Linked DNA regions of Mus musculus: regions 2, 3, 4, 5, 6 and 7 are each linked to region 1. The links are chromatin loops, found by intact Hi-C in ENCODE. Cell type or tissue: left cerebral cortex. All regions are shown on one strand.

What was found. A loop is a pair of places that touch in the nucleus more often than their neighbours do. Peaks named below come from ENCODE experiments on the same cell type or tissue, not always from the same donor. Only the 100,000 strongest peaks of a DNase experiment are listed, where the experiment ranks them.
Region 2: it touches region 1 in a loop (16-fold over the local background); 33 of 42 quality-filtered maps call a loop at or near these places.
Region 3: it touches region 1 in a loop (4-fold over the local background); 26 of 42 quality-filtered maps call a loop at or near these places.
Region 4: it touches region 1 in a loop (2.0-fold over the local background); 19 of 42 quality-filtered maps call a loop at or near these places.
Region 5: it touches region 1 in a loop (14-fold over the local background); 18 of 42 quality-filtered maps call a loop at or near these places.
Region 6: a loop joins it to region 1, with 6 times the contacts of the local background. A loop is called at or near these places in 18 of 42 quality-filtered maps.
Region 7: a loop joins it to region 1, with 2.9 times the contacts of the local background. A loop is called at or near these places in 25 of 42 quality-filtered maps.

Annotation. Positions count from the first base shown.
Region 1 is chr1:159,134,019-159,138,018 of GRCm38, forward strand. It overlaps 4930562F17Rik (a long non-coding RNA gene), which reads left to right and starts at 263. Exons shown (of 4, transcript XR_865669.1): 1 at 263-479; 2 at 1,309-1,486. In left cerebral cortex, a CTCF peak has its summit at 1,510 (motif pointing left); a DNase peak (open chromatin) is centred at 1,488; H3K4me3 peaks cover 295 bases.
Region 2 is chr1:158,668,453-158,672,452 of GRCm38, forward strand. It overlaps Astn1 (astrotactin 1), which reads left to right. Exons shown (of 23, transcript NM_007495.4): 20 at 176-311. Among named protein-coding and RNA genes, the nearest start is that of Gm37679, 120 kb to the left of the region's middle. In left cerebral cortex, a CTCF peak has its summit at 1,932 (motif pointing right); a DNase peak (open chromatin) is centred at 1,945.
Region 3 is chr1:158,952,119-158,956,118 of GRCm38, forward strand. All of the region lies in intron 2 of Pappa2 (pappalysin 2), which reads right to left. Among named protein-coding and RNA genes, the nearest start is that of Pappa2, 4.1 kb to the right of the region's middle. In left cerebral cortex, a CTCF peak has its summit at 1,623 (motif pointing left); DNase peaks (open chromatin) are centred at 1,616 and 2,872.
Region 4 is chr1:158,853,929-158,857,928 of GRCm38, forward strand. Pappa2 (pappalysin 2) reads right to left here. Exons shown (of 23, transcript NM_001085376.3): 5 at 3,206-3,499; 6 at 922-1,114. Among named protein-coding and RNA genes, the nearest start is that of Pappa2, 100 kb to the right of the region's middle. In left cerebral cortex, CTCF peaks have their summits at 549 (motif pointing right) and 1,617 (motif pointing right); no DNase peak of the experiment used is centred here.
Region 5 is chr1:158,711,607-158,715,606 of GRCm38, forward strand. Pappa2 (pappalysin 2) reads right to left here. Exons shown (of 23, transcript NM_001085376.3): 23 at 127-3,414. The coding sequence ends at 3,340. Among named protein-coding and RNA genes, the nearest start is that of Gm37679, 160 kb to the left of the region's middle. In left cerebral cortex, a CTCF peak has its summit at 1,861; DNase peaks (open chromatin) are centred at 1,889 and 2,273.
Region 6 is chr1:158,842,571-158,846,570 of GRCm38, forward strand. It overlaps Pappa2 (pappalysin 2), which reads right to left. Exons shown (of 23, transcript NM_001085376.3): 9 at 2,434-2,562. Among named protein-coding and RNA genes, the nearest start is that of Pappa2, 110 kb to the right of the region's middle. In left cerebral cortex, a CTCF peak has its summit at 2,206; a DNase peak (open chromatin) is centred at 2,215.
Region 7 is chr1:158,958,651-158,962,650 of GRCm38, forward strand. It overlaps a transcript of Pappa2 not described here. Among named protein-coding and RNA genes, the nearest start is that of Pappa2, 2.5 kb to the left of the region's middle. In left cerebral cortex, no CTCF peak of the experiment used is centred here; a DNase peak (open chromatin) is centred at 2,459.

The DNA of each region.
Region 1 (4,000 bases):
TCCATATGCAGAGAATAAGAGATTATGGAGTACTCAGTCCTGAATGGAATGTACATATCCCATCCATTCCCTTCAAGACTCCAGGGACTTCACAGACAAGAGGGCAGAAAGACTGTAAGAGCCAGAGGTGAAGTATGACTTCACAAAAACTATGTTTTCTAGATACATGGGGCAGTTGCATATATGAATCCACAGCAATTATGACATCATGCACAAGATGTGTGTAAACTAAAGATAGAGGAAAAACCCCACCATGGAGCAAGAGTGATAGATAGACAATCCCACTGGGATCTGAAAAGCCGTTGGTATTTTCTAACTGCTAAAGGAAGAAAGAATCGGCTTTTCTTAAAGATGTGATCCTTGTAGGTTGATTCCAGGGCAGGGCCCACTCCCCAGAGTACTTGGGCAACGCAAACTTCATACGAAAAAGGAGGAGGAGAGAGGAGGAGGACCAATAGCAGGGTGAAGAGAGAGAACAGGTGAGAAGGAGTGAGAGCAAGAAGGAGAGGGAGGAGAGGGGGAAGGGGAGGGGAGAGAGAGAGAATTCAAAATTGAGTGGATGTGGGTAAGGGGGAATATGTCAGAAATTGGGAAAGGGCAAATATGATCACAATATAATTTATAACATTCTCAAACAATTAATAAACTTGCTTTTTAAAAGAAGTCTAGCCCCTTGGCTTAAGGCCTAAAATTTTGCTTTAGTGAAGGTGTGCTCCTAGGAACACAGGCATCTGCATGCTGCAAATGCAGGGCTCTGACTCGAGCTTTCCTTGGATTTACAGCATCCCTAGAAGATCTGTGCAAGTATTGTAAATTTTAATGTCACTAATATGCTGGTGATCACTTGTCTATACGCCTCCAGCTCCCTGCCCCCAGAAACTCTTCATTTTAGAAAACTTTTATAAAATTCTCTTATGAATTGGTATTGTCTCTAAATACTGGCCGCCATGAGATGCTTAATCACAAGATGAATGAGTTCCTGTCCTTTGCTGGAATAACTCTAGTAATAGAAGAAAACCAGGAAACAAGGCACAAAATAAATGGGAGAGTAACACTAAATGCACATGTTCGGCAAAAAACAAATTATTCAAAAAATAACAAAGAAAAATCTATAATCTATTAAGGCAAAATTATATATATAATTTCATTCAGAGCAGCGCTGACAAATCAGCTCAGAATCAAAAGGCAGCTTTCATTAGAATCACAGGAAACCCTTCTTCCGCTTCCAGATACCGAAAGACCTGTTTTCTGAGCTGTTTGGACTTGTTTCTTTCTCTCGCCATCCAGTATAATCTGTGATTATTTCAGATATGCTTCTCTGACGCAGTTCTTAGAGCCTGAAGCAGCTATGTCGTCATCGCGCTTTGCAGACTTTGGTCTAAGACAGCCCAGCTCTTGACACAGCTGCCTCGAAGGAGAGGCAGGAAAGAAATCCATCAGCTACATCTTCTCCTGCGGAAAAAAGGATTATCAAACTTCTCTTGAGGTAAGAGCACCCTCTGGTGGCCGATGTCTGCATTGTGCGCTGACAGCTCCATCTCAAACTAGACTCAATGCCCATATCCTTCCAGATGGAACCTATTTCACTGATCTCCCTTGGTAGCAAAATGGCCCGCTGGGCTCCAACATATAAAGCCCGAGTTCAAAGCTTTGTGCTACTATTAACTCATGAGTTAATTCAGTCTAATTACCTTCCTGAACCATTTTTACTTAAAATAAGAAAACAATGGCAGATTTGGGATCAAATGAAAACATCTGCTATTTAGTAAAACAAATACAAGCAAGATATTCTACAGTGTTTTGCCAGTCACACACATATCTAAGACCTAAGAACAAAGTTCTTTATTTTATATAAATATTATACTAAATCGTGTGGCATTATATTTCTGGTAGCCTGTTCATATTACACTCTTAAATCTATAACAATAAGTTTTGTGCAGATAGCCGCCTTTGACCTTCATCTATGACCCCGTGTCCATGTTGACTATTACAGCTCTTTGCTTTTGATCTCTTTCCCAAAACCACCTTTCAGAGACTTTTGTTCACAAAGCCATTTCTCAGTTTTGACTCAAGGATGTCTGATAGCCATGATCCGGAATCTACAAGACCCAAAGGTGACATGAACAAGCAGATCTTGGAGCATCCAGAGCCTGCCTGGTACCCTTCAATGTCTCTCACCCTGGTGACCTAAAGCTGCTCATCTTGGTGTCATTGCCGCGATTCTATGAAGTAATGCCCACTTGAGCATGTGGGCTTTCTGTCATCCATCTGCTCTACTTCATCCTATACTATATATCCTATATATTGATCGCCTTTTCATAAAACAAACTCATTACTCTTCCTTAGACAAAATACTCTACACCACCATCATCACCTTCTGGAGTTTTGTTCCCTCCTGCCCACCTTAAAAGCTTTGAGAAGGAAATCTATGATGTTTACAAATTACCAACCTGAAAGTATTTTGTTAGAGCATCCTCCAAAGAATAAGACTCACATAGATCTTTTTTTTATTTTTGTATTAATTAGTTATTTTTTTCATTTACATTTCCAATGCTATCCCATAAGTCCCCCAAACCCTCCCCCCGCCCCAAGCTCCCACTTCTTGGCCCTGGCGTTCCCCTGTACTGAGGCATATAAAGTTTGCAAGACTAATGGGCCTCTCTTTCCAGTGATGGCTGACTAGGCCATCTTCTGATACATATGCAGCTAGAGACACAAGCTCCGGGGGTACTGATTAGTTCATATTGTTCCACCTATAGGGTTGCAGACCCCTTTAGCTCCTTGGGCACTTTCTCTAGCTCCTCCATTGGGGGCCCTGTGTTCCATCCAATAGCTGACTGTGAGCCTCCACTTATGACTCACATAGATCTTAACAGCACACTATAGTTCAACTTCTCACTCACAGTTTACTCTTTCTTCTGGCTTCTCATTTTTAGCAAGTAGCTCCATAATCCACCCAGATGCTCATGCAAAAATCAACAAACAGTCCTTGGCCTTTTCTGTTTTATTCTCTAACTCCATCACCATACCCTACTAATTCCATTTGCCAATGTCACAATTCTTATCACCCCCTTCTATTTCCATGATGGTTGCTGGTACTTAAGCCATCACATCTCTAGCATATTCTTCTAGTCGTCCCTTAATCCTGTTCCTTCTCCCTCCCATTTCTGTCCATACAGCATCCAAAATATACTTACAAAGGCATAACTGATAACAGATGTGAGTATTCACTTTGATCACTCAATGTGGTACCCTTCTGGTTAGCCTATATGACATTATTCAATTGAAATTAATACATGTTTTGGTTTAGAGACCGTATAGAGTCCCACTTCTCACCCATAGTTTAATTTTTATTAATTATTTTGAATTTCCATTCATATATACAGTGTATCTAGATAATTCTATTTCTATATCTATTCCTTGCTCTCCTCTTGTAACTCCCTCCAGGAACATCTAGCGCATCTTCCTGACAACTTTTTGTCCTCTTTTTTATAGTTATCTGTTTGTTTGTTTTTGGTTTAACCTGCTGAGTCCAGTACCTAAGCACATGTGCACTGGGTCATTCACTAGGGTGTGGGGGAGTTACTACTGGCCACATTCCTAAAGAAAAGTGACTCTCTCCCCCTCAAGCAGCCATTAACTGCCAATAGCTCCACAGATTGAGGTGGGGCTCAGGAGATCCCTCCACTATCCATACTGAAATTTCTACTTGGATTGATTTGTATTCATGTCTCGTGTAAATACTCATAACTGCTGTGAGTCCCTGTATGCTACATCTGTATCGTGTCCAAGGGACAGCATTGCACAGGACTCATCTCCATCCTTCAGCTACTATCTTCTCTCAGCACCCTATTCCTTTACATTTCTGAGATATGTGGTGGGAGTAGGGATTGGTATAGATGTCCCATCAATGGATGAATGCCCATAGTCATTGAGTCTCAGCAATGTGAACGACAATGCTTCTCTGTGTTAACTACTACCCGCTGCAATAAGAAGCATC
Region 2 (4,000 bases), 470 kb before region 1:
GACAAATGGCTCTCAGCTGATTGGCTAACAGTAACAGGATCAGAAAAGATGGTTTTTCTCTAAGGTTTCCTTCCTCCACTAGGAAGTTAAGAAGTTCCGACAAGTTCTTCTAGCGTTGCTCATGGTTTGGACATCACTCTTTCTCGGGCTATCCTCATTCTTTTCCTTTGTGCAGAAACAGTGCTGAGCTTTGTAGACGACATCATCTCTGGAGCAAAGGCTCCATGTGCCATGCCGTCTCAGGTGCCAGACAAACAGCTCACCACGATTTCTCTCATCATCCGATGCCTGGAACCTGACACCATTTACATGTAAGTAGTACTCACCTTAATGATTCTTTACCAGAATCAATCCCTATTATCACCCGAGTTCCTTCAGAGATGTGACAAGAGATTTTTTTTTTCAGTCTCAACAGCTATATCCCAGTAGGCATTATGGAGAAACTTCTGGAAAAAGTCGTATCATCAAAGAGTTTACTATATACAGAGGACATATATAAACAGATAATTGTAACTCAAGGCAGAATAGAGTATATGTTAGTTAGAAAAACCAGGGGCATGTTGGAAAGAAAGAAGAAAGTGAGTTATTCTATGTAGAGTTGGTGGCTAGATTCTAAATTGGATTGTACAAAAGTCAATAGCTTCTGTGATGTTGGGAAAGGCACACTAGGTTAAAAATCCCGGGGGCAAAGGTAGATAGGCCTGAAGGGGAGCTGTGGGTGGTCCAATTGGTCTGAAGCTGATGATGAACAAAAGAGGGGTGGAAAAGAAGTCAGTCAGAGTGAATGCTGTATGTCAAAGGAAAGCTTTTTTTTTTTTTTTTTTTTTTTTTTTTTTTTTTTTTTTAAGAAAAGAGGACAATGCCAAGAACTGTACTTCAGAAAGCCATCTCTAGTGGCTCTGAAATAATTTATAGAGTTCAGAACTGGTCAGCATTTTTCTTCAAAGAAAACATAGTGAATTATATCACCATGCTTGGAACATCCCTGTGTTCTCCCTGAACTCTTCTCATCTCTTCCTGTGCTCTGGGAACGACTGTAAAATATTTGTGAGCAGAGACATAAGAGATGCCAAGAGAGGAGATATGGTGATAACATCTAAGTCATGGTGGAAAAATCCACAGTCTAACGCAGGATCCATAGTGATGCCGTTTGGAAGCTTTCTGACCCCTCCAGTATGAAAAACATCTAACAGTTTACAGATGAAGTCACAGGCAGGGAGTCAAGGTTTCCAGAATAAATCATCTCCACTTCCTCTCCTAAGGAGTTCAAAGATGGGAAGCACTAGAAATCTGAGTGTCATTGATTGGGATGAACTCAGATGTTCAGCTGTGTCTCTTCCAAATAGGACATGTAACTCAGGACTGTACTGGGTGAATGTAAAATGAATAAGGTCAAGTGACAGCTGAGAATGAACGCACACACAAGGCTGACAATGCCAATACCAAAGACTATCTGTCTGCTCTTTGGGCAAGCATGCCTTGACCCATAACAGCTCTCTTGATATTTGAACAGCAGTGTGCCCCTCGGAGGAAGGGCACATGACAAAGGAATACAAATCTGGGACTGAAGACCAGCAATGTAATTTTTAAAAAGTCTCCAAATCAAAGTGACTCCTATGAACATTTATAAAGAGGATGGACTAACTCCTATCTGCCCTTCCTACTTGTTAGGAGGTTAGAAGTTCTGATGGAACAATAGGTAGGCATGGCTCTTTCAGAGAGGGTATTACCAAGTCTAGGACCTTCCTCAAGTGAGCCTTGCCTTGGCTTTGTTTCCTGGTCAAAGACCCGAGGCTAAGATCCTCTCCCACATTCAACATTTATGATGATCTTCTAGTGTTCACTTCCTATGTTTTGTAAATCACCTACTTCCTGTCTGTGTTGATTACAGAAGTGGGAGAGGCTACCAAGCTAAAGGATAGCCAGTTTCCACTAGGTGGCACTGCAGACTGCTGGAAAAGCTAGCTGGCACCCAGCTGTACCTTCATAGCCCCCAGTGAGGAAAAGCTCTTGCTTTCGCATGCAAAATGATGTTCTTAGAACCTGGCAGACTTACCTGGGGTGGCCTGGACATGAGACCCAGTGTGAGGAGAAAGGGCACTGTGGGCTAATAGCATTCTTCTCTGTAGAGGAGGAAAGACTGTTTGAACTTCCATCCCTGGTGCAAAGATAAAATCCTGTAGGCCTGGTTTTACTCCTAACCATAAAGTGTCTTTAAACCCTTAACTTTTCTGTACCCAAGTTTTCTTATAAATGAGGAGGATGGCGGCTGTCATCTATGGAGTGTGACAGTTATAGTTACGACCGACTACACCTGTTTCCATTTTATAGCTGAAGCAACTGAGGTTCAGGAGACTCGAATTACTTCCCCCAGAATCATACAGCTAGCACTGGAAATAGCGGTTAGGAGCTGAAGCAGGGTTTCCTTTTTCCCACACACTGAATCTTACTTTCAAGCCATCCCAGGTTCTTCGGCCAGAATCTAGGAACATCATCCTTTAGTCTAAAACAAAAGCTGGTCTCCAATGAGGGTCATGAAGTTCTGTCTGAGTTTTGGCTGGCTTTCTTTGTCATATACTTCATTTAATGCCACTAGAGAAGCATACTGAGAATGGCTCCTGTGGCGCAAACACAGTTAAGAACGCCATAAAGTGTGACAGATCCCACATCTTCTAGATTGTGGCGGGACCATCTCCCCTTCCCACCACCCTCTCACCACAACACCTGCTGCCAGAAGAGTCCTTGAATTTCTGAGCACGTGACAGCAGACAGATCATCGAAAAAAAGGTGTCTGAATCACAGAATGAGCAAAAGCCCTCATTCTGGCAGGAAGGATACAAGAAAGCAGCAGGTGACAAAGCCAGCTCTGTAGGCAGCCCCTGACAGCCTTATAATCATCCTTAGTATTAGGCTCCAGACCTTTAAGGCCCAGCCCTGGGGCCTGAGCCAGTCTGTGTCAGTTCCCACGCACACATGCCTCCGTGGTGCCATCACCACGATAGTAACTACGTACGAAAGGTCCCAGCCTGTGGCTGGAGAGGAAGCCCAGAAGTGTTGGAAGAAGCAATAAACAGACTTAGATGTGAGCCCTCTGGATCTGCAGCAAGGCTTATCTCCTCCGTCAGTAATTACAGCTAACCCTCTTCCTGTCTTCAGAGAGTGCTGTGGCAAAATGAGAATGCAAACAACAAATAGAGAAGGTTGGTCTTTAATGACAGCATGTGGCAGTTCCACATGAAAATGTGGACAGTGCTCCCCAGCCTTTTGTAGTCAAGTACCCTGAGTGCTCTCTCAGTGTCTCGGGGTTGGGGGGGTGTGTGCTCAGGGTTGAGGGGTGTGTGGGGGCTTGGGACTGCTGAGGAAGAGTACTGAAGGTCAAGCTTTGTCTGTACTTGGAAGGTTGTGTGAAGTTTTTCCTTTCCTAATATCTGCCTTGTATTAAAAATAAATAGTGCCATTAAACAGTCCGAGATTAGTAGCTTGCGTTTCACTCTAACTGCTGTCCTTCAGAGTATGTGAGACTTAATGTAACTAGGAACACCTTTGTCCTAGCTTAGGATCTGACACAGTGTAGCTGGAACTTACAGCAAGACAAGACAGGAAGCAGAGTTACCTGGAGTGTGGACTAGCTGGTGGTTGGTGACTGACTCTATCCCAGGCACTGAAAGACAGGGTCCATCTGGCATCCAACTTGGTACCCAAACTGTAGGACACCATAGTCCAGGGAAACTTAAGAATGAAGGGTTTAGGATTAGATTATGATGGGCTGCACGTAGTGGCTCCAGCCACAGAGTTGAGCTTGGCACCTTCAGCTTACTGGTGGGTAAAAGAAGTAGCCACACTGTAGCCTGACCTGGAGTTGTAAGACTATGAGGAATATCTGCTACCTATGAGCACAGGAGGTAACAGGGAGAGGTTTGTAACCCAAGACCATGCCCATGCCAGCTGGGAGTGTCGGTCTACAAAAATTGGGGCCTTGTATCTCCTGGCTCCCCCAAGA
Region 3 (4,000 bases), 180 kb before region 1:
TGTGAAATATAAATAGCTACTTATAGCCATTCCCATTTTATAAATCATCAGAGTAAAGTCCTAAGAATTTGAAGTTAATATCTCTGCTAAGGAAAAGTTAGATTTAAATTAGAAATTAATTTAGTTTGAATATCTCCTGATAAATACCTTTCATGTCACTGGTAAGTAAATAAGACTCAAGGGCCAATTTTGTGATGGGCACTTTAGGTACACTACTCTATAGGACCTCTCCTTATTTGTCTTTTGTTTGGGATTTTTTTTCCTACTTTATTTCAAATAGAATCATATACATTCATATGTAATGTAATCATATGTGTGTGTGTGAGTGTGTGTGTATGTGTGTATATATATGTGTATATATATACACATATATATATTTTCCATTTAATTTTTGGTTTGATATAAACATAACTCAGAAAAAAGAAAGCTGACTAGATTGCCAGAGACAGTTGTCTCAGTACGTGTGAGAGAAAGATTTGAGTTCATGTCTGTCTGTCCTGGTCCCCTCCCCCAGACTCTACACTGGGACATGTAAAGCTTGAACACTCAGAGGACCGACTCAAACTCACCTTCATGTCAAGGACAGTTTCTCAGACATCTTTGTGTTCCCCTCAATGACTTGCCACACTTTGCATGGCAAGGCACTCAATAAATATTTGTTGGATGAAGAATTCTGGGCTTGGGTTCCAGCTTACCGTGGATTTAAGGACTCAGTGTCCTGCAGAGCAGGTGGTTACTCAGCTGGGCGACTTCAGGGAACATTTGAAATCAATTACGGGTGCAGAGGAACCTGTTAAAATGTCCTCTTTTGTATATGCCGGGGTTGACGGGGAGGAACGGAAGTTGAAGTGGTAGAAAAGGCTCAAATGCTTTCAGGGTTATGCACTGGACCTTAAAGTGTCCACACCAGAACAGGACAGAAGTTGGCTTATTGAAACACTAAATTCTAATGACCCAACCTAATGGGATCCTGACCTCAAGCTACTCCTAGCTTGCCACATAGCCTCAAAGTGTCAGACCTTTGACTGGCTACCTTTGTGAAGAACCCCACCAGGGAGCATTCCTCTCTGTTGCCACCAGTCTGCTCCAACTCTGGGGAAACAGGCAACTTAAAGTGTGTTCTACCTTTCAGAAAGCCCAGAGGATGACCAGAAGAGTCCCCCCAACCACCCCACCACCACCACCACACACACACACCTGAAGCTTGTGTACCCTGCATTGCCCTCAATCCTCAATAAAAAAGCATTCTTGCAACTCATTCTGGAGTCTGACTTGTTTCAGAAGAATTCGGGAACTTAGAGTGCAGGGAGAGGGTAATTCTAGCTGATTTTGTTTTCTTCAATGCTTGCTAGAGCTACAAGTTAGTCACAACTCAAAAAAAAAAAAAAAAAAAAAAAAAAAAAAAAAAAAAAAAAAAGCAAGCAGCTTTAGCTATCCAGACAGGCCTTTCAAAAAAGGAAAAAGACATATGAAGTGGACCCTGAGGGATGCCTACCAACACATTTTGGGAGAAGGTGATTAAATTACAGCCCAGAGGCTGGGACAGGACAGCCCTCAAGGAAACTAGAGACATTCCCAACTTTGTGGCGTCCCTTGTCTCATGTGCATGGGACAACACTGCCACCTAGTGTCCAGTGTTAAAACTATTCCCTAAGGTCCCATAGCTGTGGGTAGGGGCTTCTGCTAGGACTGGTATTGACTAAATTGTTTGAGGTCTCTGCTGAGGAAAAACTACCCCAAGCATGGCAGGTAGAGGACTTGGAAGCTGATTCGAGTTAAGTAGGCGGAACCTGAGGTTTGAAATCTATTGGCAGAGTGAGATCCAAGTCTTGGCCCACCCTCAGAGGGGCAACAGAAGTGCAGCTACAGGTTTGTGTGTTACTCCCAGCAACTTGACTCCACCTTGTTACTCTGTGTAACTCAAGTCCCACCATACTAGGAACTGATGTACACCATCTTGAGAGGCCGTGCCAGCAGAAGAAAGGAAGATGGATTGTTGAGCACTGTAAAGTTGTGCAAAGAGAGTCAAGTCACTCGAAGTAGAGGCTCTTATTACTGGCGGCTTGATTTTGGTAACCTCATGATCCTTAGCCAGGCTCTTCACCAGGGAAATACCAGCAGCAGAGACAATGGGTAGACATGGATGCTCAATCCTAAACAGTCCACTTGCTGAGCCCAACAAATTGAGGCCCTGCCCCCTGTGGGCTTTTAACCTCCCTTGATAATTTGGGCTGAGTGCAAGTCTGAAGAAAGATAGAGGATAGAACAGGGGGTGTGAAGAGGCTTGGTCGTCATCTGCTTTCCACCTCTTAGAAGCAGACCTAAAAGGGAAGTCCCAGAACACTGCAGGAGCCACTTGCATTTGAGGGAAAGAAACCTTAGAAGGTAAATTGCTAAAAATGATTTCCTGCCCAATTTTACATGCTCCGAGAGGAGAGGAGGGTTCTGATGGGCACTGGAAGATCTGAATGTGTGCTGTGGCAGTATGGAGACAGTGGCTGGTGACAGGCAAGGCAGGGAGGTATGTAGCTCTGAGGATGAGGTTGCCAGAGGTGAAGCAAAGAATAGGAGACTGCAATGGGGAGGTGAGACAGAGGACTGGAGAGGTAAATGACCGAGGTCAGGTGCTATGTTCCTGTATTCCAGGATTGGACTTTAATAACCCCAAGCAATAATCTCCCACATACATTCCTGTTGGATTGTCCTCTTAGGCTGCCTAGCCAGGAAACGGTTCCCAGGTCTCTATGTTGCTACTGCAGGAGGAAGCATAGGCAGATCTGTGTGGGTCTCAAGCGAGACTGAGAGCTCGCAGGCTCCCTAGCAGATGGGCACTAGGAAGCCAGACTAGGCAGCACGGAGATGTCATCTGGGGGAAACTGTGAAGCTGCCAACTCCGATCAGATAATCATCTCATTATTTCTTCCATTTTGGCCCCAGAATAAGGGTTTCCTTCTCCTCTTTCTCTGCCCCCATCTAGCTTACAGCCTGGCCCCTTCTCTCACGCCCTCTCCCACCCAAAACTAAAATAAAGCAAAGCCACATGACTGGAGAGTGCTCAGTGTCTGGGAATCCCAGATTCCAAACGAGAAATCACAGCCAAAGAGGGGGAGACACAGTGTCCACAAGGATGTTCCAGCGACACCCCACTGGAAGAGGCTCCTTCCCTCCAGATTTCTTTGCCTAGTCTGCAACTTATTTGGAGGCACTCAGAAACCTGAATGGATTTTGTTGTCGTTTTGGTTTGTGTTGGGTTTGGGGGGAGGGGTGATTGGTTGGTTGGCTGGTTGGTTGGTTAGTTGGTTGGTTGGTTTGGTTTTTGTTTGTTTGTTGAGGAGATATCAAATGATTCACGAACACCTACTTTGTTCTCCCCACCCCCAAGCCAGTCTCTGACATGTCGCTCATTGCCTCAGTTTCTCCAACAATGTAATGGAACTGACAAACAGGAAAGGGTGTGTGGATAATCCAGATTGGTACCATTATTTTTTCTGATTGTTTTTTAGTTAATGCGTAAAGTAACTTGGTCTCCTTGTGACATTCTTCTGTATATTTGTCCCCACTCCTTTTTTGGTGGGGTGTCTAAATGAATAAGGAGACCCCATGGGGTGAAATATCCTTTCCTCACCCTTGCCTGACATCAACCTCTCCAGATAGGAAAAGAAAAGCAAGGGCTCCAAACGTAGCTCTTCTTTTTGTCATTCTAGGTGTCTCTGTTAATCAAAATAAACACAGGTAACAAGCCCAAATAAATGCCTCTGATTAACCTTATAGAGTTCTCTGTGTTAAACATGCTCTCCTATTTAGGTCTTTCTAACAACAGCCAGAGCTAGAAGCCAGAATCCTGGTCTGCAAGTGTCCACCTTTTCCAGCAGATTTGTTGAGGTCAAGAAAAGGGGATCGAGGGTATAGAACGGGTGCTACCTGTCTTCCTAGTTTCCGGTGGCAGCCTGTTCCCTTGCTGTTTGGACCCAGTTGGGCATTATTCACTGCTACCATCCTT
Region 4 (4,000 bases), 280 kb before region 1:
AATGGGAAAACTGAAAATTCAAAGTATTCATCTAGTCTGTGCTCCTCGCTTCTGGATTTCCCCCTGAGTCACCTGTTGTGGGGTCTTGAGCCAGCCCCATGGGTCTCCCACTCACAGGCATGAATGGTGCTCACTGTAAGGATTACATTAAACAAGTGAAGCCAGATGTCAGTGTCTCCCACACAGCAGGACTGAAGGGAAAGCAGCCTCCCCATTATTCAGCATCTGGGTGTAGGCTTCCAGAAAGCAAAGTCTACATGGGTCAAAGGTGCCTTTTCACTTAAACCACATTACCCATTGCCACATCAGACACACAATATCTGTCTGTCTATCTATCATCCATCTATCTATCTATCTATCTATCTATCTATCTATCTATCTATCTATCTTATTGTAACAAATTTCCTGATTAGGTTTTATAAGTAAGCAAATGAAGAATGATAATTGGCTTCAGGTATCATATCGTGACTTTCTTCTATGAGTATGTATTAAGTGTTTACCATGGCAGTCAAAGACAAAAACACTAGCTGCCAGTAGAGGGGGCAGATAGAAACAGATGAAAACTGTTTCAGAGAATGGCCACCGGGCAGAGCACAGCCACAGTATTAGAAATTCTGGCTTCAGTTTATAAACCCCTACAGTTTCTTTCTCCCTGAGAACTGACTAAAGGAACATGATCTGCTCCCCCTTCCCCAGTCATCGCTGTCCAAAACGGAAACTCTACCCTGCAGAGGAACAGCTGGCTAGGACAGATGTGCAATGCCACTCTTGTATGGAGTAAGCACATGTGATATACCTCTAGCTCCCATGAGAGACCCTTTGCTCTGTTAAGGAGCTGAGCCCAGAGCAGACTCAGGGGGTGGGGCTTCTTCCCCTCCCCCCACCTTTGTAATAGTTCAAAAACAGTAGAGCACTGCTTACCTATCATACACAACTCCACTGATTGGAGGCAGCCAATGGATAGTAAGGGACTTGTGGGTTTGCCCAATAACCATGGGTGGTATGGGTATGGGGGTAGGTTTTTGGCTTTCACTCCATTGCTGGTATACGAGGTCCAAGTAGCAATGCATCCGGGCCACTTGGTTAGGGGTGAAGTTGTCAGTGCACTCATCATCTGTGAAGACAAAAAAAAAAAAAAAGATGTGGAGGCTGTAACCTGTACCAGTGCACAAATGCAAGACAGATCTCACTGTGCTCTTGCTATCCCTAGCACCCTACATCTTACATTTAACAGACTCAGAAATCATCAGACTCTGTAAAGAAATGAATTCTTCTCTAGAAAGAAATTCAGACACAGAAAAGGGAAAGCAGAGACTTGCTTTTCTCACAAGCAAGGTCATTACTATAGTCGCAGGCTGTCATGAAGTCACAGGATTGTCCTAAGACAGTGGCTCTCAACCTTCCTAGTGCTGTAAACCCTTAACATGGCTCCTCATGTTGTGGAGATGTCCAACCATAAAATTATTTCATTGCTGCTTCATAACTGAAATTTTCTGCTGTTATAAGTTGTAATGTAAGCACCTGATATGCAGAACATCTGACACACAACATCAAAAGGGTTGTGATCCGCACATAGAGAACCACTGTCCTAAACTGATGGCAACCTCCTGAGCACACCACAAGAGGGCAGTGTTTCAGCAGAGGGTCTCCTCACTTGTGTTTGGAATTACCTATTTCTGCTACATAGCCCTGTGACCATGCCCAAGGTGGGTGAGTATTCACTGGAGATGCTCAATAGAGAGGAAGCTGAAATGTTTAGGAAGCTTTAGGGATGGAAATAATGTCCCCAGTCTTACTGTCAGAGCCAGCAAAATCCCTGTGTTCATTAAACATTTCATAAAGTTGAAAAAGAGTGATCTTCATTTCAAGCACTTTTCTATTTAGAGTAGACCAACCTCCCATTCTGCTTCTCAGCATTGTCTCTACCACATTTAAGGGTGGCAGGTACTTACAGAGTCTCTTCCTAGACTCTGTATCTCCAAGTCCATCTGTCCATTCCTTGCTGAGGGAGACAGAGGTGTTCATGCTTATGAATTCAATTTATTGCTGACAACAATAAAATTTGGAGAGGAACGTCTTAAAAGTTTCTAGGTAGTGTATAAAGACACGGAACAAAAAAGTTGCCCTCTTTTACCATTCGAGTAGGTGATCAAATCAAAGTAGTTAGCAGCTTTAATTATAATTATACCCATCATTAGAAGAGTACTTATTGCTACTTTTTGCCAGAAATAAGGAAGGTCTGAGACATAGGCAAGAAGGATGATCCAGAAGACGACCCCAAGAAGAACAAGGCCACACAATGTAATTTTCACCAGATCCAACAAGGCACCATTTTAAAAATGAAATAATATGGTTTTGGGCATAGTACATAAAAGGTCAGCTAAGGGTCAATGTTAAGTTAGAAGAAAATCTGATTTTTTTACATAGGATAAAAGGGTTTTGGTGCTTCACTTAATCAAGTCAGCTTGGTTTTTTGTTTTATTTTTCATTTCTTTTTTTTTCATCTTTTATTAGATATTTTCTTCATTTACATTTCAAATGCTATCCTGAAAGTCCCCTATACCCTCCCCTCCCCCCACCCTGCTCCCCTACCCACCCACTCCCACTTCTTGGCCCTGGCATTCCCCTGTACTGGGGCATATAAAGTTTGCAAGACCAAGGGGCCTCTCTTCCCAATGATGGCCGGCTAGGCCATCTTCTGCTACATATGCAGCTAGAGACATGAGCTCTCGGGGTACTGGTTAGTTCATATTGTTGTTCCACCTATAGGGTTGCAAACCCCTTCAGCTCCTTGGATACTTTCTCTAGCACTATCTGAAAAAGTAATGAAAGGATATCTCCACCCAGAGTTCTGTTATTCATCACTATCAGACTAGAGAGCCTTCAGGGTAGAGGCTTCAATGAGAATCATCACGTTGTAAAAAGCTGAATAGATCTCAAGAGGGTTTCCAACTTTGCCCCATTTTATTCAAGACAGAAATGTGTTTCACTTTCAAGCTCTCATGGAAGAGAATCCAATCAACAAGACCATTTACTATCTCAATATTTTGTCAAACTTCAAACAAACACACGGAAAATACAGGAATACCCAACACAAAGTATTCATGTGACATGAATCTTCCTGGCTCCATTAGCTACAGCCTACCAATTCCCAAAGACACTAAATGATCTTAATGAAACAAAAACATTGGGCTTGTGGTGATACCTGTGTAGCTCATGTAGTTATTGAACGGAGCCCCTGGGAAGAGGGTGAAGCCACAGGTGTCATTAGCTGGCTCTGGGTCCCGACACAGCTTGCTCTTGGGTGTGGGAGCAGTGTCAGCACACAGGTCTCCTGTCTCCATGGATGGCACTGTCTCTCTACAGGGATCATCACAGGATTCTCTTTCACTGACTCCTTTGAATACATGGTAGAGTCCCAGGACATGTCCCACCTCATGGATCATGATGTTGGTGTGGCCAAGCATGCCATAATAGGTTGGGTTGAGGACAACACCACCTGTAATGGAAAGATTGCAAAACACCTTTGAGAAAAATAAATGAACAGCAGCTACCCTTAGTTATATCTTCGGCAAACACCAAACAGTCCATCTCAACCTCTACAAAAATAGTTTATAACTAACGTAGTGGCATCTAATTATGTTCTATGGACACCTTCAGAACTAATTAGCAAACATTTCTCTAATCTCTGTCATTGGGTCTTTATTGTGACCAAACATATATGTATAAGAGGTGAAAGATCCTCAGCCCCAGATATAAATTAAATCACTGAGGAGAATGAAAAATGAAGCTATAATTGCTAACCTCAACAAATATTTCTGAGTTAGTTCATGCATTAGTATTTTAAAAGCTTGGCTGGAGAGCCATTACTATGGGCAGGTGCACATGAGGTTGGGATCCAGGGAGAAGCATCCAGAGAGTTGCCTAGTCCCACTATATACTATCTGCCATTACCCATCTTGTCTCCTAGAAGCTTCCCTGCCTGTAAAGAGGGGATGAC
Region 5 (4,000 bases), 420 kb before region 1:
GTTTTCAAATGACTGCAGGAAATGACCAACCAATAAGGGAAATGTGGGTCTGGGTTAGGCCAATGGTTTAGGTTTGAAATAATGAAATCATTGAAACAAAGAATAAGACACCAAACACACTTCATATTTTATGTGCTGATTTTTTAATGAACGTTTTATAATCTTATAAAATAACTGGATGTAGCTGTTTTACATTACAATACAGTAGATCAGCCCCTTTCACTGTGTTTGCCATCAAACTGTCCCCTTGGGTGCTAACTGACACACTCAATGGTGATCACACAGAATAGATGATGTGTCAAAGACTAAGGCCTTAAATGTTGGAAAGGAAAGAAAAGAACCAAGAAGACTCTACTCGCTGCCTTATTTGCCCAGATCTGCTCTTTGCCCCTGCTGATCTCTTTTCTGTATCTGTGATTGAAGGCTGCCATGCTACTATTGAAGCCAGCCACCTTTGGGCCATGTTGATCTCAAAACTGTGGTTACCAGGAACTAGAAATAGACAGGTAACTTTGTAATAAAGAAACAGGCAGAGGAGCCTCTGTGGAGGGCCCTGGATGACATTATGGATGTCTAAGGAGAACTGAATACAACCACCTGGGGGCAAACATGACTTGTTCCTAGGATCTCTGATCATTTTCTTTATTAGGGACTTAAGTTTCTTCAAATACTGGAGCCAAGGGACAAAGTCTAGATAAGACTCCCGTCTCTGTCTCTGGCTGATGATGGCTAAATGGCCTTCAGCCTGGGGAGCTTTACACACACCCCAGAAACTGTCCTCTTGCCTTCCCAGGGCAGGGTGAATGTTGCCAAAAAGAACAAAGTATCTTAAAGTGAAGCATGGGGTCTCTGTTAGTCTTAGTGGACTTAATGAGGAGACTGAGCATGGACAGATACTGGTGGGTAGTCTGTGCCCATGAGTGCTCTTGGGAATGGCAGTCTCTGTGCACTAAGTTGTGCCCAAGGTAACTATTGCTCTGTCTCTGTCAGGATTTTCCTAAGGCAAAAGTTGACACACATCCAGGAATTTGAATGTTCTCTAAGGAAACAGTGTGTGTGTGTGTGTGTGTGTGTGTGTGTGTGTGTGTTTAGTAGAGAATTTAAATTTTTCTATTGGTCTTTTCATACTCACCTTAATGAGATACAGAAATAGGAATTGAAATATGTAGTAGAGAACCTAAACTTTTCTATTTTTCTTTCCATATTAAACTTATGAGATTCAGAATATGAATGGTATTTCCTGACAAAGGGTAATAAGTGTGACCTAGATAGTAAACAGTATTTAAGCACTGTTTACCTTATTGCTAGGAGTAGAAGACTAACACTGCCTTTCCCCTTCTCAATGGCTTTGTTGTCCATGATCCACATATTCATAGGTAACTGTATGTATATTGCCATATCCAGTCACTGCAGAATATTGCTCTTCATATAGAGCAGGGATAATTGTGCTTATGATGATAAAAAAAAGTTTCCTTTCTCATTCTATAGATTAGTTGCTTCAGTCTTGATGACAAAAGAGTAGAAGGAAGAGGAGGAGAGGTTTTGGAGATACCAAAAGTGACTCCAAGTTTTGCTTGGTCTTAGTTTCCACTGGAGGAAAAAACTAGGGTCTCTGTAAGAGAACAAGACCGTCATTAAAGGAAAGAAACTATGTCCTGACTCTCTTTCTAGGTGTGATCTAGAAACTGCTATAAGAAAACATACCAAGGACAGAGCCTATAGAAAAGTATGAGAATAGTCTGGATAAACAGAGAAGTGTTAATGTGACTGTTTTGTGCATAGTCCATACAGCTATTGAACAAGAAATGGTAAAGAGAGCATGGACCCTAAATAGTTGAAATTCTTCTTTCTCCCCACAGAGTGTCACCCTCGCTCCACATGTTGCTTACTGGGCCACAAACTTCAGATTTTGCACTTGAATAAGATTTATCTCTTTGCTCGAAGGATCCCTGGCCTCTTTTGGAGACTTGGATCAGGGGCTTGTTCACTCATTCTATCCTTTTATCCTCAGACCTCATTTAATCTTGACCTCTCACCTCTCTGACCTTTCACCTCTCTGACAGCCTTTCGCTCTTCTAACTCCCCGTTCTTTCATCTCTTATCTCCTCCCCCACATTTCCAAATCTCCAAAGCATTTTCTTTTCTCAGAAAAATCAACAGTTAGTGATGTGGCTGTGAACAATTGGCCAGACCTTGAGACTTGCAACAAGGAGAGACAGCAACTGGCCAAGTATGAAGAGGGTGTAAGTTCCTGTAAGCCTGATGTTCACAGAATGAGCCCTCATACAAACTTTTTGGCTGGCTGGTTGGCTGGCTGGCTGGCTGGCTGGCTGGCTGGCTGGTTGGTTGGCTGGCTGGCAGCTATACTTGGACTAAGTACATGGAGAAGTGGAAAAGACCCTGGTCTTTACCAGCTCCAACTGAGAGTTCTGAGAAGCGTAGAAGAGTTTGTATGCTCCTTTTGGTAGATACTTAGAAACCATTGTCTATTTCTCCTGGACCTACTGCCAAATAGGTTCCCATGTAACTTTCCATGCCTCTTGCTCTTAGCATGCCAAGTCTATCTCCTTTCAGTAGGCCCAGCTCCCAGGTCATAAAATGATGATCAGCTGACAGGCTAGCATCCAGAATTCCATCGACTCTCTTCTCCCCATCCGACCTGCCAATCCCTATCTATGGGAAGAAGGCAAAGGAACCTTTCTTTCTGTCTTCGAAGCTTCAGTATCCCTCTGGACATGAACTTCACAGCAGCATTTGTGGAACAATGGATAATCTGTAGCTTAGTAAACAGCAAAAAATATAATATATAATATATTTATATAATTATGTTTAAATACTTATAAAGAAATAGCTAACCTCCTTATTTGAGAGAGACCACACAAAAGGAAGGCAAAGGGCCAGTCTGGAATAGATGAGCCCTGAAAGATGACAGTCCATCTGAAATGGGTATTGACGGAGTCCCTGGCAGCTTATCTTCTAATATTTTGATATGGGTTTACATGTTGGGTGGGGCTGAGCCACTGACAGCGTGCAGAGTGGGGAGGAGATTGAGAGAAGGATAGAGCAGAGTACAGATGGGGGGAGGGGTCTGTCAATTTCTCCTTCCATTTCTAACCAAGTGTCTTTTTACAGAAACAATTGCCTCTAATCCCTCCCTACTTGGACTACTTAATGCATTAATTGGCACCTACAAACATTTCTTGCATTTCTTAAAGGCTCTCTTTTAGGCTCTCCTTCCACCATGGAACCTATCTTGTTCATTCACCCTTTGCATCCTGCTACGGGAGCTTCTCTTTTAGTCTGCCCCCAGGGCAGAGGAGATGGGCTCTGCTCCTAGAGTTACTGGTTTTCTTCTGCCTTGGGGTCTCGACAGGTGCATTCATCCAAGTCACAATCAGCAGCAAATGGAATGACCTAGGGGAGTGAACAGGAAGTTGAAAGCATCCGTTTTCGGGCCAAGCTTCACAATTTTCAACTGGCTTTAATTTTCCTCACTTGGTACTACAAGAAGTATGAAAGTGGGGGTTTGCATCAGAGGCCTAGAATTAACACTGGTTCCTTTTATGATATACCACTTCATTATAGGCAAGGTAATCCTTCATTTCTTCCTTTCTTCATCTATAAGGTAAGAAGACATCAGTACCACCCTCCAGACAACATCTGTGTGGTTGGACCAAATGAATGGTATCACACATTTATACCTTGTTTTACACCTAGAACTACTGTTGGAATTACTCCTAATAGGCTGATAATGTCTAGTTAATTTTTTTTTTGTAATCCTCATAGAGCTACGGCTGCTATACATTAGCGAAGAATCCCTAAATGTTCATCTTTCTGACTTCTCCATGCTCTGGGAGCGGTGGGATCATCTGTGACATCTTCATATGCATGACCTTTTGTCTTTCTTGAGTCTAGGATATGCTTTGAGGTTTTGAGACAGTGCATCTCCCTTCCCATTGTGTGTAGCTGTTATCTCACGTCTATGTAATTATCCCATCGC
Region 6 (4,000 bases), 290 kb before region 1:
GTTTTAAGTTGTAAGATAAAATAGGAGACAGGAATAAAAACATAGGAAAAGCATAGTTGAAGGAATTGTATGTGACTGAGCAGTTGAAGATTAGCCCAGTTTGTAGAACTGACAAAAAAAAGTTTTTTAAAATAGTCACACCCCCTAAAACTACCTTATACATACATCTTGTGTCATACATTTTTAAAATATTGTTAAGATTTATTTATTTCTAACATTTATGAGTGTTTCGCCAGCATGAATGTCTGTGCAGCTGCAACCAATAGAGGTTAGAAGAGAGTGTCAGGTCCCCTGGGCTTGGAGGTACAGACCATTGTTAGCCAGCTTGTGTGGTCTGGGACTTGAACATGGCCCTTATGAGGAGCATCCAGTGCTCTTAACGGCTAAGCAGTCTCTCTAGCCCCTTCACATTCTCTTCGGACAAAGGCAATATGGATCAATAGAAAGAGACTGCCCCAGGTACCTGGTCTACCATGTGATACTCAGGATGCATCCCAAAGCTCCATTCCTTGTTTACTTGTGTATGGAGAGAGAATTGGCCAATAGACTCTACACTACTGTCTCCTTGCCTGGGGTCTAGGACACAATCTCAGAAAGAGGCAAATTTACAGTTTTATTTTGAAGAAAATTCATTTTGTCCAATGCTGCCCCATAGAAATCTAAATGAGAATTGTGCGTGATCTTGAAATTTTTAGTAGTCACTTAAAAAGTAAAGAGGTAGAATTAACTATAATACTGTATTTCGTCCAATTGGGGATACTTAAAATATTACCATTTGAATTTTTAATCAATATAAAATGATGAATGAGATTTTAGCATTCCTTTTGTATCCCAAACACTGAAGCATTCAATAAATGCATTTTCACTTAAATCTCTTTTTAATACTTGCCTTTTACTTCAACTTCATATTCATTGTCAGAATGGCTTCATCTATTAAAGCCGGTTCAAACTTTCAAGTTATACTTAAGTTTTTTTTCCTAACAACTAAATTGAGGTTCAGTTCAAAAATGAAATTACCTTAATTATATTAGGATACACATTGAACATCTTAGCTGCATACAACACATTTTGAAGTCTTAAGCGCCACATGTGTCAGATGACAGGTAGACAGTGTGCAGCAAGAAAATCAACTTCCGAATGAGTGCTGCTCAAACTCTCAGGGCCTTCCTTAGTGTTCAACCTGATAGCCTTCTATCTGGAACCAAGTGGGTTAAACAGTTGACTTGGCTCCTTTTTGCCTTGTGTATTAGGGTGTCCCCAGGTGAAGCACAACTGGGATTCAGAAATGACTCCGTGGGCCAGTAGTACAGATTATCCAGCCGAGGAAGCAACAGAAGCAGAAGAAGCTCATTTTGGCACAGAACCTTGTGAGACCCACTAGCAGAGAATCACTGCCTCTAGTTAAGCTGTTTCACGAGCTGGGAGTAAATATGTCTACGAAGTTAGGAAGATGTTCCCGCACCACTATCTGCTAAATACACACAGGCAAGTGCTATCCCAAGGCTCTTTGGTGGCCACAATTGAAGACCAGCACCAGCAGAGAGCTAGCATACTGAGGAGGATCTAGGGAGGAGCAAGGACAAATGAGTGGGATTTACATATTTAATGATCTGTGTTGAATGCAGATGAGAAAAAAAAAACATTTAGTATTTAGACTTTAGTGTGGTGGAATAGGATTGTACCATATCTGCGAATCTCAAAAGACCAAGAAATGTTTAGTGGTCCATTGTTGGGTGGAATCCCACAAAAGGCTAGAGAATTGAATATATATTTTCCTCGTCCAAGAAAGTGAAAAACGGGCCATCTTAATAATTTGCAGAATTTGCCTCCCAGATTTCTACTCCCCGCAGCTTTATGTAAGAATAGGGTTAGATGAGTATGAAGGATATGTTGGGTGAGGAGTGGCCAACTGCCCTAGGTATCCTAGGACTGGATATGTGTCCATACTGAACTTGGACAGGTTCCAGGCAAAACAGACAAGTTCATTCCTTAGATTGGCAACAGGGGCCATTAGAAAAATGATCCAAGGAGTAATTATATCTTTTCCTTGGTTATGTTTACAGAAGAGCTGTAAGTGGGCCAAATGAGTGACTCCCTTTCCTTAAATCACACCCAGTTAATAAAACTGAACAAGCAGACCTTTGGTTCAAATCGCATCCTTCTTTTAGTATTATTTAACCTGTCCTGCAGTTCTTCACTGAGGCCTTAAGGGGGCCCCAGAGTAACATCCCTGTATTTCAGCACTCTGGGACCAGTGTTGAATAAACCCCTTCGGCACTACGCGGAGATTCCAGTGACCTCTTAGGACCCCAGAATGTCCACAGATTCACGCGGGCCCTCCTCCCTGTGCATTTTTAGGTTGAGTCAAGCTCATCCCAAGATTGACCTCTTTGAGCAGAGGAGCGCGACCTGTCTCTCGCACATGCGACTTACCTTTCTACCTTCCCATCTCCACAGTAAGGGCCTCCGTGAATGTGGCTCAGAGGAGGTGAAGCTTCTCCGAGTTCCCCTACAGCTTCAGCTTGAACTTGGTACTGATACATCTGCCCAGGGATGACCTCCCTGTGGAAATCAATGAGATTCCGACCTTTGTTGTTGGTTCACATGGGTTTAAGGAAACTCTTACGTAAAACGAAATGGGAAACGTGTCAATTGTATGAAACAAAGATAAATGCCCAATCCTATGAACAACCTCGTGTTTGAATATATATGTATTTCTATGGGCCTCAAATGTTCTCCACTAGTAAATGTATTATAGTAAGTGCTTGGTGAGTTAACACTTAATATAATAGTCCTGGAGAAAGTAGGAGGATGTCATGTAATGTTTTGAACCAAGAAAATCTAGAGCAGCTATTGAAAAACCAGCAAACTATATTTTTAAAGTAACCAAACTAAGTGAAGATTAGAATTTCAGTGTATGGGCTCAGTCACATCTTTTCTTGGGTTTGTAGACCACGGTTTTCTTAAGAGAGAATTCTTGACTTGGAAAGCCTGGAGCAAGTATTTCATAGAAGTAAGTATACAACTCAATACCACTTGGAAGAAGTAAAAATTTCCAGTTAAAAACGCACTAAATTGACCTCTACCTCCAAATGCCAAGAATGGAGTTGGTACAGTTGACCTGAGAGATTGGAGGAATGCATCACACTTTCTGGTTCCTGGTTCTTTGATTAAGTGGTGAGTGTCTGACCCAAGACTTTGATTTAGCATTAAAAGACCTCATGAATTTGGCTGCAGGTAACAAAGAGGAATTCTGCCTCATCTTAATTTTATCCAGTGATTGTCCAAATTGGAAAAGCACCACCCAGCTCAAGATAGGATGCAAGTATCTGGGAGGGCATGATCTCAGTAAATTATTAGGACTGCCGGGAGTGGGCAGTGAGCATTTCCTGCCATGATTCTCATTTTTCTAGACGGACTCTTTACTGCAACCACAGAGTCACCGCCCCACAATCTGATGTAGCAACCAGCAAACAGGAAATGTCTTAGGGTCTCCAAAATACCTTTAAAACCTTCTATACTGGCTTTTAAGTATTTTAATAGGAAAGACACCTAAATATTAAAGACTCTTAAATTTTCAAATTAGTTTTCCTTTTTGAGAAAGAAGTCCTCTCCTGAGAATGTTAGATGCTGTTTTTAAAGCAAACCCAATTTTACTCCAATCAATGGTGGTGGTTGGGTTCCTTTATTGTGTGGTTTCTTGTTGTCCAACCATGCTTAAAAGTCTTACACCGCTCTGTGGCTGGAAACAGGAATGGATGGGAATGTTGTGTGTTTATTTTTATCAAAGGGAAAAACACAGCAGCAGGTAACTTAGGCCTCCCATGAGCTGGGTCTGTGAAGGGCAGGGTTCTACCGAGGAAAGAGAATGGTATGACCAGTTGGAAATAGAGTTTGAATCCTAGGATGTCCTTCTATTAGCTCTGAAACCAAGTGTAAGCCAAGCCTTAGTGTCCTATCTATAAAACAAGATATTATTGGCTTTAAATATTTATATGTG
Region 7 (4,000 bases), 180 kb before region 1:
CCTCTTGGTTTCCCCAGTAAACATCACAGGCTTTCTCTCTCAGCAGCCGCAGCCTACACAATCAATATAAAACAATCAATACTGTTTTGGAGCGTGTCTTTCTGTGTGTAGCCTCTCTCTCTCTCTCTCTCTCTCTCTCTCTCTCTCTCTCTCTCTCTCTCTCTCTCTCTCTCTCTCTCACACACACACACACACACACACACACACACACACAACCACACAACCACACACTTTGAATGGACCTGGTCAAAAAACACTCGCTAGCCTTTTGGAGACCATTCACCTCTCCTCCTTTTTATTTTACTCTATCATTTCAGATGTAAAAGGACAACAATAAATTCACTTCCTCTTGGACACTGAAGGAAAGGAGAAATCAATTACCTTGCCACGAGAAGTACTAACTGGAAACACCGCGTGCTCCTAGCATATAGACATCCTTTTTCTCTTAGAAGTTTCTCAGTCTAAAGTTAGTAAAAGTCACCATATGCCGAGTGAACAAATAAACAAACGAGGTACTCAAAATAAGTCATTTACACAAGTGAACAGCTAACCCAAGGCAGCTATTCTTTGACTGATCTGAAATGAATGGGGAAGATGTGGGGAGGAAACACTGAGTTTAACCTCTGCATTGTTTGCCTTGGTGAAAGACGCCAGCCTTCTTAAAGACTTCTCATCCATTACAGGAGCATGCATGTATACAGAACACCCTGGACAAACACATGGACACATGCAGAGAACGCAGGTATGCTTGCCCACAGGTAGTATAAAATAGGTATAAATATGCATTGAGCCCTTCTTTCAAGGATTAAGAAAAACCACTTACACTTTTAAAATCACTGCTTCTGCTGCTTCTATCTAACTCCTACAGCCCTCATGCTCTGGAGTAAGATCAGGGTCCTTCCTTCACCCTGGGTCTCCTTATCTCTCTGAACTCCTTTCTTCCAGTTGATAGCTGACTCAACTGCTTTTAAAACGTTGGGTCCTGTGCCACCCATCCCACATGCACCCCATTTCTTCGTGGAGCATGGAATAGAGCCTCAAAGCAAGTCCCCAGAGAAGCTCTCAATTCAAGCACGTGGACACTGCTAAGCAGATACCCTTAGGTCCTTGACTATCCCTTTTCTTTTATAACTTCCCCAGCTCCATGCACTTTTCTGACTCAGTTTTCCCCACTTGAAGCAGATCAAGAATAGAAATTGAGACTGGGGGTGGGGGTAGAGAAAGCCAGAAAAGCAGAGGAAAGGAGGAGGGAGGAAGGGAGCCAGAGAGGAAAGAGGGAGGGAGAGGGAGGGAGGAAGGGAGGGAGGGAGAGAGAGAGAGAGAGAGAGAGAGAGAGAGAGAGAGAGAGAATATTAGGAAGAGATAGATGGCTTAGCTTCAGAGGGGAAAAAAGAGACTCAGGCAAGAAGAGAAGTCAGCCCCTCCCCTTGCCCCTTACCCCCTTGCCACCCAAGGACCCTCAGAAAAACATCTCCTACCATTCATTTCAGGAAGGGGGATAGGACATCAGAAAAGGGTTCCTCCTGCTTTTCTCCCCCTGAGTGTGTGGGTGATCTTGCATCCCCTATAGGACTCTCCTGGCTCTCAGCTGCTAGTAATCCATTCATAAGATTTCAAGAGGCAACACCAAACTCAGGCTTCCAGTTTAGTTTCTCTCTCTCTCTCTCTCTCTCTCTCTCTCTCTCTCTCTCTCTCTCTCTCTCTCTCTCTCTCTCCTTCATTCCTTTGCACACCACTCTTCAGCTCTTGGCAGTCCAAAGTTTAAAAAAAAAATGTTGAACCATTTCTGTGTTTTCCTCCTGTTGTAACTTGGGCTGTGACATCATAACCCTGCCCACCAACACCCCACCTCTCTCCCTTTCCACCCCCCTCACCAGCCCCATGCCCCCAAACACTCCCCACCCACCCACAAAGAAGAAGGTCTCCTGTCAGTTCTAATGTGTGAAAAGACAAAGCTCCTGAAGAGTGCCCCCTCCTTCCCCTCGGTGCCCCTCCTGCCTCCCCCTCCCTGCCTTACCCACCGCTCAGCCCGGCTCTCCAGGCTTTTAACAATGATCCCATCTGTTTGACATGTGCGGCAAGGTGGGCTGGATTCAAATAATCTGTCAAGTGAATCGGATCAAAAACACAGCAACCCCCTCCTCAATTCCATCACACACACACACACACACACACACACACACACACACACTCACACAGACACTCATACCCCAAGCCGGAGCAAAAGTGTGAGCGAAGTCAGACTTACACAACGCCCACCCTTGGTGCCAGGGAGACAGACACCAAACATGCCAAGGGAAAGCACAAATTTATACATATATAAATTCTGTTGCTTATTTGTTTATGAGGGACACCCACACCCCAAGTCTTCAACCCCTCTCCCTCAAACCCTGCCACTCCGCAAAGTGCACAGATTTGAAAGCTGGTAGAATCTGTTTTGAAATCTCCAACGAGAGGGTTTTTCCCCCCTTTTTTTTTTTCACTCCAAAGCACTATCTGTGACGATCAGGCTCAAGCAGAGTTGCCAGCAAATGCAGGAGGCCCCTTCTAGGGTACAGGCTTTCAAACCAGCAAAGCTAGAGGGAATGAATTTAAGGACACACAGCAGGAGCTGGCTGAATTCATTTTATTTTGACTGGGTAGTTGGGGGAGGAATATCATTTCTGAAATGCCCAAGGAATGAAAGGAGAGGGTATGGATTTCTTAAACAGTCCTTGCAAGAGGAGCGGTGTCTTGGTCTGCAGGTAAATCTAGAAGGCAAGAAATTGGAGCTGTATAAAGGAGGACCAGGACACAGAGGGGGAGCAGGGAAAGAGGAAGAAAGGAAAGAGAGAGGAGTAAGGAGAGGGGATGGGGAGATGGGGAAGGAGAGAGGGGAGAAAGGGTGAAAGGCAGAGGGGGGACCAAGGGAAAGAGGGGAAAGAGGGAGAGAGGAGAATCAGGGGAAGACAGGAAGGTGAGAAGGAGGAGGAGAGAGAGAAGGGGAAAAGGCTGACATGGAAGAGGGAAGGCAGGAGGGTTGGGAAAGATGAATCTGGGGGCAGGAAGGGTTGGGAGAGAGAAGTGGGGAAGACCTGAGGAGAGATTGAAACAGGGAAGGAGGGAAGGGGGAGGGGTGGCAAATACAAGAACTCTGGAGACCAGAAAGGCAGTTAGAGACACACTGGGTAAACACAACAAAAATACAGAGGCAGGTGAAGAAAGTCACTGAGAAATGGGGCTGAGAAAACAAAGGGCACACGGTGGAGAGACTGTCTCTCTCGGGGACAGGGCACATTTTTAAAAGCGGGAGTCCCACATTGTCTCTGTAAAGAATTCCTTCTTGCCCACTCCTGCTGCCAGTCTCTCCTCTTTTACTATACCCATCTCACACTCCCACACTCCTCCTCTTACCTTTGTTGTCCTAGCATGCCATCCCCCTGGAAAATTCATGAATAAAAAATTCTAACACCCACCCAAAAAAGAAAAAAGAAAAGAGAGGAAGAAAGAAAAAGAAAAAAGGAAAAAAAAGAAAGAAAGAAAGAAAAAGAAATGCAAACAAAACACCTTTTTAAAATCCCTCTCTTTGTTCTACCCACTAAGGATTCTGGATTCTCTTATCTAGACTGGGCTGTGTGTGGCCATCTATACTTCATTTTGACACAAATTGTTTCCTTCAGATGGCAGGGGGAACTTTGGCTGTATTCACTGTATGGTGGGGCTTCTCTGTTCCCATAAGCAGTGTCATCATTAATATTAGGAGGCTCTGAGCAGAAAGAGGAACAGGTCTATGCTGGCATCCAGAATATTAACAAAGGCAGAGAGTAGGAGAGACCCTTAATATGGTCAGTGGTCCTCTCTGACTTCCTACTTCCAAAATCTGAGGCTGGGAGCCTGCCAAAGAGTGTAGTAATAAAAGCGTCCAGAGCACAACCAAATGCAGTGTCTATATATAGGAGCCGGGTCTGTTTTAGCTACTTGCAGACTCAAATGACACCCGGAAACAAACATTTCGGCAATA